Regions from separate parts of the Homo sapiens genome. Here all the other regions are linked to region 3. The links are chromatin contacts, found by Hi-C or POLR2A ChIA-PET in ENCODE. All regions are on one chromosome and are shown on one strand. Each heading gives the region's core, a stretch centred on a gene start or an enhancer-like site at or near the end of the contact. The rest is flanking DNA. Distances are from core to core; before and after follow the strand shown. Region 1 overlaps TMEM131L (transmembrane 131 like). Region 2 has its middle 58 kb from the start of LINC03074. Region 3 has its middle 18 kb from the start of MIR4453.

What was found. A loop is a pair of places that touch in the nucleus more often than their neighbours do. ChIA-PET counts read pairs that join two places held with the same protein, here RNA polymerase II (POLR2A). Pooled maps may share reads with other maps.
Region 1: a map with no recorded cell type shows a loop between it and region 3 (5-fold over the local background). The contact joins two enhancer-like sites. A Hi-C loop is called at or near these places in 9 of 37 single-sample maps with no recorded cell type and 3 of 50 pooled maps.
Region 2: a loop to region 3 is called in a pooled map, with 4 times the contacts of the local background. The contact joins two enhancer-like sites. A Hi-C loop is called at or near these places in 1 of 168 maps with a recorded cell type or tissue (HepG2) and 1 of 50 pooled maps. POLR2A ChIA-PET finds 5 or more read pairs at or near these places in 1 of 52 experiments (H1).

Annotation. Positions count from the first base shown.
Region 1 is chr4:153,486,680-153,489,730 of GRCh38, forward strand. All of the region lies in intron 3 of TMEM131L (transmembrane 131 like), which reads left to right. Among named protein-coding and RNA genes, the nearest start is that of TMEM131L, 22 kb to the left of the region's middle. RefSeq lists enhancers at 864-913, 924-973, 1,124-1,243, 1,344-1,413, 1,594-1,763 and 2 more. Within about 2 kb of position 1,497, at least 28 of the 41 ENCODE cell types and tissues checked have a DNase peak (open chromatin) inside an H3K27ac peak, as active enhancers do.
Region 2 is chr4:152,012,861-152,015,922 of GRCh38, forward strand. No RefSeq gene overlaps it. Among named protein-coding and RNA genes, the nearest start is that of LINC03074, 58 kb to the left of the region's middle. RefSeq lists an enhancer at 1,533-1,692. Within about 2 kb of position 1,556, at least 2 of the 41 ENCODE cell types and tissues checked have a DNase peak (open chromatin) inside an H3K27ac peak, as active enhancers do.
Region 3 is chr4:152,552,817-152,555,742 of GRCh38, forward strand. No RefSeq gene overlaps it. Among named protein-coding and RNA genes, the nearest start is that of MIR4453, 18 kb to the left of the region's middle. RefSeq lists an enhancer at 1,829-1,978. Within about 2 kb of position 1,540, at least 5 of the 41 ENCODE cell types and tissues checked have a DNase peak (open chromatin) inside an H3K27ac peak, as active enhancers do.

The DNA of each region.
Region 1 (3,051 bases), core at 247-2,746, 930 kb after region 3:
AAGAACCCCTGGCTACTTTCTCAGAAGTACTCCCCAGCAGACTTCCCCTTCACATCTTACAGGTGGGTCTGCACTCACCTTGAACCACTCACCCACCCACGCCTGTGGAGTGGTGGAACCACGTGATCAGCTCTGTCCTGCAGGGTTTAGTCATAGGGAGCACAACCCGGCTTTGCCTAAGTGGGAGGAAGGGAATGGGCAGTGGGAAGGCCGACAGCAGTGTGTGCTATGCTGAGTGCTATGCTGGGCCACCTGAGCTCAGCGAGAAATGAGCGGTCTAGGGCAGTGTTTCTCGAAGCCTGGTCCAGGGACCTAAATCAGCATCGCTTGGGAACTCGCTAGACTGGCCGGTTCTCAGACCCCACCCCAGACCTGGTGTGAATCAGAAGCTCTAGGGGAGGAGCCCAGAGATCTGTTTTAACAAGCCCTCCAGGTGGCTCTGATGCACGCTCAAGTTTGAAAACCATTGGCCCAGGGTGAGGCAGCTCAGGGACCATGTTACAAAATATACTTTTTGTGGAGGATTAAATAATGAGAGGTAGAAATAGTCTTGTAGGTAAAACAGTGGGTGGAAATTGGGAGATGGTTGCTTTTCAGCCTGACTTACCACCACTGGCCCAGGATTTTATCAAACCTAGAATCCGTACGTATTCTCTTCATAGGGTATGGAGTGTTAGCTGGTGGATCGAGTGTGTCCGAAGAAGTTCTGCTGCAATGATGCACATGGGGGTGGGGTTCCAGGCTGAGCTTTGGTGTCCACCTATCAGGGTCTCATATGTCCTGGCATGCCTGGTAAATAGGTGGGTTAGGCCATTGCAGGTCAGCTTCCAGGGGAGGACTGAGGAACCTTCTGAGGGAGAATTCATTCATTATAAGGGAAGTAAGTTTGGCAGAAAACCTTGGCCCAGTAACAGAAAGTCTCAGTTGTTGGATGGGAGTGGCCACTCACAGCACAGGGTGGTATGTGTATTCAGATCTGTCTCCTGGCCCAGGCCCCTGTGGAGCTGCACAGGCGTGTGTGTGTGTGTGTGTGTGTGTGTGAGAGAGAGAGAGAGAGAGACACCCTCGTGGGCCTGTGGCTGAGCTGTATGTGTGTGTGTGGGAGTGTGCGAGAGAGAGGAGCCAGGGACAAGGAGAGAGACCCTTGTGGGCCTGTGGCTGAGGTGTATGTGTGTGAGAGAGAGTGAGAGAGACAAAGAGACAGACAGACTCTGGTGGGCCTGTGGCTGAGATGTGTGTTTGTGAGTGCGAGAGAGCAGACAGGGACAAAGAGAGAGACCTTTGTGGGCCTGTGGCTGGTTGTGTGTGTTTGTGTATGTATGAGAGACAAGAGAGACTCTTGTGAGCCTATGACTGAGGGGTGTGTGTGTGTATGTGTGCATGTTGAGAGAGACCCTGGTGAGCCTGTGGCTGAGTTTTGTGTGCGTGTGTGTGTGTGAGAGAGAGACCGAGACCGTTGTGGGTTTGTGGCTGAGTTTTGTGTGAGAGAGAGAGACCCTGTGGGCCTGTGGCTGAGTTGTGTGTAAGAGAGAATGAGGGTGCGTGAGTGCACCAGTGTGAGTGGGGTTGTTGGGGCATGAGGAAGGATATTACTTAAGGCAAAACTGAAAGAAGTGTTCTAAAAATTCTGTGAGAAACTGGGGTGGGCGGAAGCAGCACGGGGCACTGCCCACCCCAAGGGGACTTCCACACCCCGTCCTGCAGCTGGAGGGCCAGGGCTGCCTGTGGGAGGAGTGGGGACCGGGCCCTGGTGAGGGCAGGGCCCAGAGGAGGCAGCCGGGAACTTGGAGAGAAGGAACAAAATTGGGACAAGGGCCTGGGCCTGGGATAGCCCAGCCTGTTGTGTGCCACTTACAGGGGAGAAGGGCCTCCCCAGCCACACAGCAACCCGGGGATTCCCTGCGGCTCTGTTGTGGTGGAGTGGGAGCATTTGCCAGCTGAGGGGGCTGGATGGAGTAGGGCAACAGGAAGCAACTCAAGTTCAAGTGTGGTGTATTAATTTCCCAGGGCTGTCTAACGAAGTGCCACAAACTGCGCGGCTTTAGAACAACAGAATTGTATTCTCTCCTCACAGTCCGGTGGCTGGAAGTCCTCTGTCAAGCCGGCAGGGCCACGCTGCCTCTGAAACCCTCGGGGAGTCCGCCCTCGCCTTTTCCTAGCTTCTGCGGGCTCGCCGGCAGCCTGTGGGGTTTCTTGGCTTGCAGCTGCGGCACTCCAGTCTCTTGTCGCACAGCGCTCTCCCTGGGTGTCTCCGTGCTTTCACGTGGCTGTCGTATAAGGACACCAGTTATATTGAAGCAGGGGCCCACCCTACTCCAGTCCAGCCTCATCTGGACTAATTGCATCTGCACCAACCCTGTTTCCAAGTCAGGTCACATTCTGAGGTACTGGGGTTAGGACTTTGACATATCATGTTGGGGTTGGTGGAGACACAGTTTAACCCATAACACATAGTCCCCAGCGAGACTCGTCTGTGAGCCCTTGTGAATGTCCCTCACTTGTTTTCCTTGCCCTCCCCCAACACCAGGGCTCCTGAGAAACGCCTTTTTGGTATTGGGCTGGTGATGTGTGAAGCGATCCACTGTGAAGCTTCCTTCCTGAGAGCTGCACAGACCAGTCTACGGCAGCTTTGGACTCCTGGGCTCCAGCCGCAGCTGCAAAACCCACGCAGTTTCTTCCCAGCTCATTGAACCTGGCCTTTTGGTTGAATGGATTTTATTTCTGAATTATTTCTTTGTGTATCTGTAGGAGCACGTCCAAGGAAAATTCTTTATTTTCACAAGATTGTGAGCACTGGGGAGAAGTATTTTTTTCTTGAGACAGAGTCTCACTCTCTCACTCAGGCTGGAGTGCGGTGGTACGATCTCAGTTCACTGCAACCTCTGCCTTCCAGGTTCAAGCGATTCTCCTGCCTCGGCCCCCTGAGTAGCTGGGGTTACAGGCATGTACCACCATGCCCGGCTAATTTTTGTATTTTTAGTAGAGACGGGGTTTCACCATGTTGGTCAGGCTGGTCTCAAACTCCTGACCTCATGGTCCACCCACCTTGGC
Region 2 (3,062 bases), core at 306-2,805, 540 kb before region 3:
GAAAAATTGTCTTCCATGAAACTGGTCCCTGGTGGCAAAAAGGTTGGGGACTTCTGGGTTAAGTAATGGGCCCAAGGACACACACCAGCAAAGTGCAAAAATTAGTATTTCAATACAGTTTTTCCTATCACCTTCTTATATGACATCTTGGGACCACTTAGCCCATTAAAAACTTTGGGCCATAAAATTATGAATAATCCAATGTCTTTGAAATTGCCTTTGCAAAGATTATGACAGAGAGAGAAGTCTAGCATGACTGACTCCATCTTGCTTCTAGCCTCACAGGCTGGCTGTCTTTGCTCATTCCTAGGCATAGACCAAGCTAACCATAGGGGGAATTTAGTTTGCTGTTTAACTTTGAAGCAAGGATGATAATAGTCCCACGTAAAACTGACTTCTTCCTGTTCAGAGGCTGGAAACACCTTTGTAAGACTAATGAAAGGCCACAAGATTAGGATTATGGGAGGAGCTCAAATTCTGCTAAAAGGTAGGTATATTTCTATAACCTCTTACTGCTCAGGAGTCACGCAGCTAGGGGACACAAGATTTGTGACTTCTCCAATTGCTCCTACAGATGACATCACTATTGTAGAACCTAAGATTGGTCTTTTGAGATGTTTTCCTGGCTGACCCACCCGGACTCATGACTTATCATGATTCAACCCATCCTGTTGCTCCCAACCCAAGGGTGGATTCAGCTCATGGGGACCACGTTCCATATTCCTATGATTGCATCCCCAACCAATCCACAGCACCCACTCCCTAGTCCCCTGCACACCACACTGTCTTTGAAAAACCCTAATCTCCAAGCCTCTGGGGAAACTGATTTGAGCAAAAACCCCATCTCCTGTGTGGCTGGCCTCCTGTCAATAAAACTCTTTCTGTACTGTGATACCACGGTCTCAGTCACCTGCTTTTTTCTGTGCAGAGGGAAAGAAGAACCCATCAGCAATTATATCGTCTCCCTCAAGGCAAGTAAAATCTGAGAGATGGAGATAGAAAATCCAGGAATGGCTACTGAATTAAGAAGGAGCAAGAAAGGACAAAACAAGTGTTTTTAGGAAGGTGGCAACACCTCCGGTTGGTCTAAAGGATCTATGGGGAAGCAGCTGCAGACCCAGTTCACTGCTCCAGGGTCCTGCCACAGCCATAAGTCTAGAAATGACCCAGATCCTCAAACAGAGTTTTCCTGTGTCCCAGGAAGAGTTGCCCACTGGCCAGTTTCCTCACCTTCAGCTCATCAGGCAAAGCGGGGAAGAAGGCAGGCTGGAGTGCCTGGAAAGGACAGAGAGGAGGCATCCAGGTGGAGGGAGAAGAGATCCTTACAGGTAAAAGAGACGCATGGTTGGGCTGGGTGCCAGAGTTGATTTCCCCTCCTCTCTCCACACTAGGAACTGGTAATTGAGCACACATGTCTTTGTGTGAAGGGCTCCCAAATTGAAGTGATAGTGACACCCTCAAACCCTGAAGAAGAGCATAGGGGAGTAACTACTGCACCCTTATCTCTGCCCCCAGCTGGGAGGCTGATGGATACTATTAAACGGAGCCTCTGTAAGTGGCATTTGTGGTGGCAGGGGCGGGGCTGGGGGTTGGAGAGAGAAAGAAAGAGAAAGAGAAACAGAGAGAAGCAGACTGGGAAGTGCTTGCTGCTTTCCTTCTCAAAATAGTCCAGGTGGGAGGGGTGATAACTGAGAAATGCAAATGCATGATTTGGAGGATTTCATGGCTGTTGCCCAAGATAGTGCAGGGTGGGTGCCACCTGAAGACCAGGGCCTAAAACGCTCTTGGTTGCTACCTTAGATGCAAGAATTCAGACCTATGTCTCTAAATTAGAATAATTGCATTAATGCAGTCTCCTCCCTCAGGCTCCTCTTTAGGTTTCTAACACAGCACTGGAAGAGAATTCAGGAATAAAAGATGTGAGCTCAAGTCTTTATCAGCTATATGACCTTAGGAACTCCTCTTAACAACCTCTTTAGTCTAGATTGCTCATCAGCAACTTCACAGGGCCATTACTAAAAAACAAGCACCAGTGAAGCTGAAAGCATTTTGCACACTGTAGAATGTCACATGAATAGTGTTTATTTGTTACAACCAAGGTCTAGCCTTGGGAGGTCTAAAACACCACAGCCCAGTTTAACTGGATAGCAAGATCTTGCCCAAGCCCTCTGGCTTCCTTGTAACTAACTCTTGGGGTCCAGTGCAAAGTCCAGGAGGCCTTGGATGTCCTCTGTAGCATTCACGGGGCTCTGCTAGGGAAAAGCCAATGAACTTACTCCCAAGAGGCCAACAGGTAGCTAACAGGGGGACCTTGAAAGTGCTGCCCCCTATGCGGGTGCTCTGCTAACAAGGCCCTCTCAGGCATGAGGCCCGGGAGGGAAGTGGTGGTGTTCCTGCAGCCAGGCAAGGCAGAGCGGAACATGCAACATCATTCAAGGAGGCCCTGAGTTCTTCTCTGCCAAGGAGAGGGCCTGGCCCTGCACTTGTTTTAGGAAATGGGGCTGTTCAGTTTTATACCTACCACTTTCCTCACTCTAGGACCAACTAGAGAGACAGGACATCATCAGGCACCATCTTGACATCTCTGCTGGCCTCGGCAGGTAGGTTAGGGCACAGACCAGCATTCCTCATCACCAGTCATGGCAACCGGCTTCACATGCACTCTCCTCTGTGTGAAAGTGCCTGTGTGCTTCTCTGAGAGCTTAACTCCCAGCAGTGGGGATCCTGACGCCCTGTGCTCCCGCCCTCAGCCTTCTTCAGTGGCCCCGGGTTCCTGAGATGCAAAATGCCCATGCACAGCCAACCCTGTGCCCTTGGTCCTTTCCTTCTGGGCACACTCACTGTGCTCCCTACACCTCCTTGTTGGCCATACCCCACCCAGCTGCTCCTTTGTGTTTTTCCTTCCTCTCCTACTAAAACCTAGTATATGGAAAGAAGATGATGTCATTGATTATACTGAGACATAGATCTTATGTTCCTTTTCAGATTTCCTTGGCTGCAGCCTCCTACTCCTCTTCCTCCTCCGTCTCTTTCTCTTTTTGTTAGTGTCCCCACCTGTTCTG
Region 3 (2,926 bases), core at 290-2,789:
CCAGAAGTTCAAGACCAGTCTGAGCAACATGGCAAAACCCCATTTCTACAAAAAATACAAAACTTAGCTGGGCACGGTAGTGCATGCCTGTAGTCCCAACTGCTCAGAGGGCTGAGGTGGGAGGATCGCTTGAGCCCAGCAAGTCAAGACTGCAGTGAGCTGAGATTGTGCCACTGCACTCCAGCCTGGGTGACAGAGTGAAACCGTGTCTCAAAAAAAAAAAATGCATTCTTACTTCTAATCTCTTTGAACTTGCTGACCTCTTCTTCATCTCTCTTCTAAGAAGTTCCAGCATCTCCATCTGATCATTATTTTCAAGTTTCAAGGAGCTGTTTCTGCAATGTATTAGGTACAGTTCTGGGCATTCTACCAGGATAGTGAGTCCCGTGTCACTGAATAATACACCTGTATTAACAAACTGTCCACTATTCAGTCTTATATTCTGCCCTCCCTGATTTGGCACCTTTAAGATTCATTTCCAGGAGAGTTCTCCCACTTCCTGCTAGTACCTATTTGCCAGGTTTTGCAGTGCTTTTGGTGAATAACCCCTTTCTTCACATAACAGTATTTCCTCGCTTGGCTCATAATAAGATTTCTCATTATTGGTCTAGAAGAAATGAAGAGAGGTAGGGATGGATCTTAGAGACAAGCATCATCCTGCAAGGCATTTGCCCTTGCTACGTGAGGCCTTGGCATAGTCTCCGAGCACCAGAAGTCTGATTTCTCCTAGCAAGGAGAAAGGCTCCAGAGTATTCTCACTCTCAGTTTTAAGAGGAATCTGGGGTTTTAAGGTCCTTGAGCCCATCTACCCAAATATCTCCATCGGAACTCTCAGGGCCCCTCTCCTTTTTCAGGTCCCTTGCTTTAGCATTAGAAATTTGGGGGCTGGGCACAGTGGCTCATACCTGTAATCCAAACACTTTAGGAGGCTGAGGTGGGTGGACTGCTTGAGCCAGGAGTTGGAGACTAGCTTGGGAAACATGGTGAAACCTCGTCTCTATGAAAAAAAAAAAAAATCAGCTGAGCATGGTGGTGCATGCCTATAGTCCCAGCTACTTGGAGGCCTGAGGTGAGAGTAGATAGATCACTTGAGCCCAGGAGGTTGAGGCTGCAGTGAGGCATGTTCGCACCACTGCTCTCCAGCCTAGGTGGCAAAGTGAGACCCTGAAAAAAAAGAAAGAAAGAAAGAAAGAAAGAAAGAAAGAAAGAAAGAAAGAAAGAAAGAGAAAGAAAGAGAGCGAGAGAGAGAGAGAGAAAGAAAGAAAGAAAGAGAAAGAAAGAAAAAGAAAGAAAGAAGGAAAGAAAGAAGAAAAGAAAGAGAAAGAAAGAAAGCTGGTGGGCTGTGAACTCAGTCTCCTTTTTAGCTCTGTTGTATTTAAGATCAAACTTGGGGTCTTATTCTTCAGCTCATTCTACCCTCTGTCTACAGATGAGACTCCCTTTAAATGATGCCATGAAAGATTTCTGGCTTTTAACCCATGCTCTAAGTCAATGATTACCTCACCTGAGCCTGCTATTTCCTTCCTTTGTGGCTTCTCTAGCAGTTAACAACAAGCAACCAGCTCCACAGTTCTCATAATTATCATTGTCCCTGTATCTTTCAGTTCAAGAGCTACTCTATCAGCCAGTGCATTTCCCCGCCACCTACACACTACCGCAGTTAATCACAGGCAAGACTCTTAGTAATAGTGATGCTATAGCACTCCAGAGATCATCACTGCCCCACTTACTAACAGTGATGGGGTTTTTGTTGACCTGCTCTTTGTTGGCCAGCAAGTGACCCAATGCTAGAATCTCATTCTGAGGGTCTTCTGCCTTGGGCCATTCCTAAGACTTCCTGACTTAGGCTAGGTTCCTCCAAAACTAAGGATTTGAGTACAAGTGGTATGTTTGAAGTGTAAAATGTACCAGGAAGAACTAGTAGAGTAGTGAAGACTTGAGCCAGCAAAGGAAAGAGGCCAGCAGAATATTTAATCGCCAAGTTACCCACTGAGAACAATTGGGGCTCAGTCCCACCAAAAACCTCTGGGAGATGTGGAATACACATCAAAATTTTCCCACCCAGCGGGGGGCAGGAAAGCTGGGGTGTTTGTCTTTCAACTCCCATTTGCCCTTGGGTAAGAGCTGTTCCCCCAGCATGGACCTGCCACAGAGACAGAAAGAAGCCCTTGGGCCACAGGCAGAGAGTCACAGATGCTTCCAGTAACACTGGCTTATACTAGATCATCCCAAAGGACCTGGGGGATGTGGGCAGGGCACTGATGGCTGTCAGCTATACATGTTCCAATGACTTCCTGTCTAAAATAGCTTCATCACCTTTCCTCATCATTGCCCGTCCTCTTCAGCTGCTTTCTTTTACTTCTACCTGTCATTCTATTATATTTCTATTTCTTTTCTTTGTCTTTCTTTCTCTCTTTTTTTTTTTTTTTTTTTCTGAGACAGGGTCTGGCGCTGTTGCCCAGGCTGGAGCGCAGTGCAGTGGTGTGATCTTGGCTCACTGCAACATCTGCTTCCTGAGCTCAAGCAATCCTCCCACCTCAGCCTCCTGAGTAGCTGGAACCACAGGTGCGCACCACCATGCCTGGCTAATTTTTTGTATTTGTGGTAGAGACAAGGTTTCACCATGTTGCCCAGGCTGGTCTCAAACTCCTGACCTCAAGTAATCCACTTGCCTTGGCCTCCCAAAGAGCTGGGATTATAGGCGTGAGCCACCGCGCCTAGCCAATATTTATATTTATTTTCTTATCTGTCTCTCCACTTCCACTAGAATATAGGCCAGGGACTTCATCTGATTTATTTGCCACTATAATACATCCTTATACCCAGAACAGTGCCTAAGACATAGTATGGACACAAAAAAAATTTAGAACGAATGAGTGAATGAAAAAAAGTGATATTTGCAATATAGTTTGAAAACAGCCTCTGT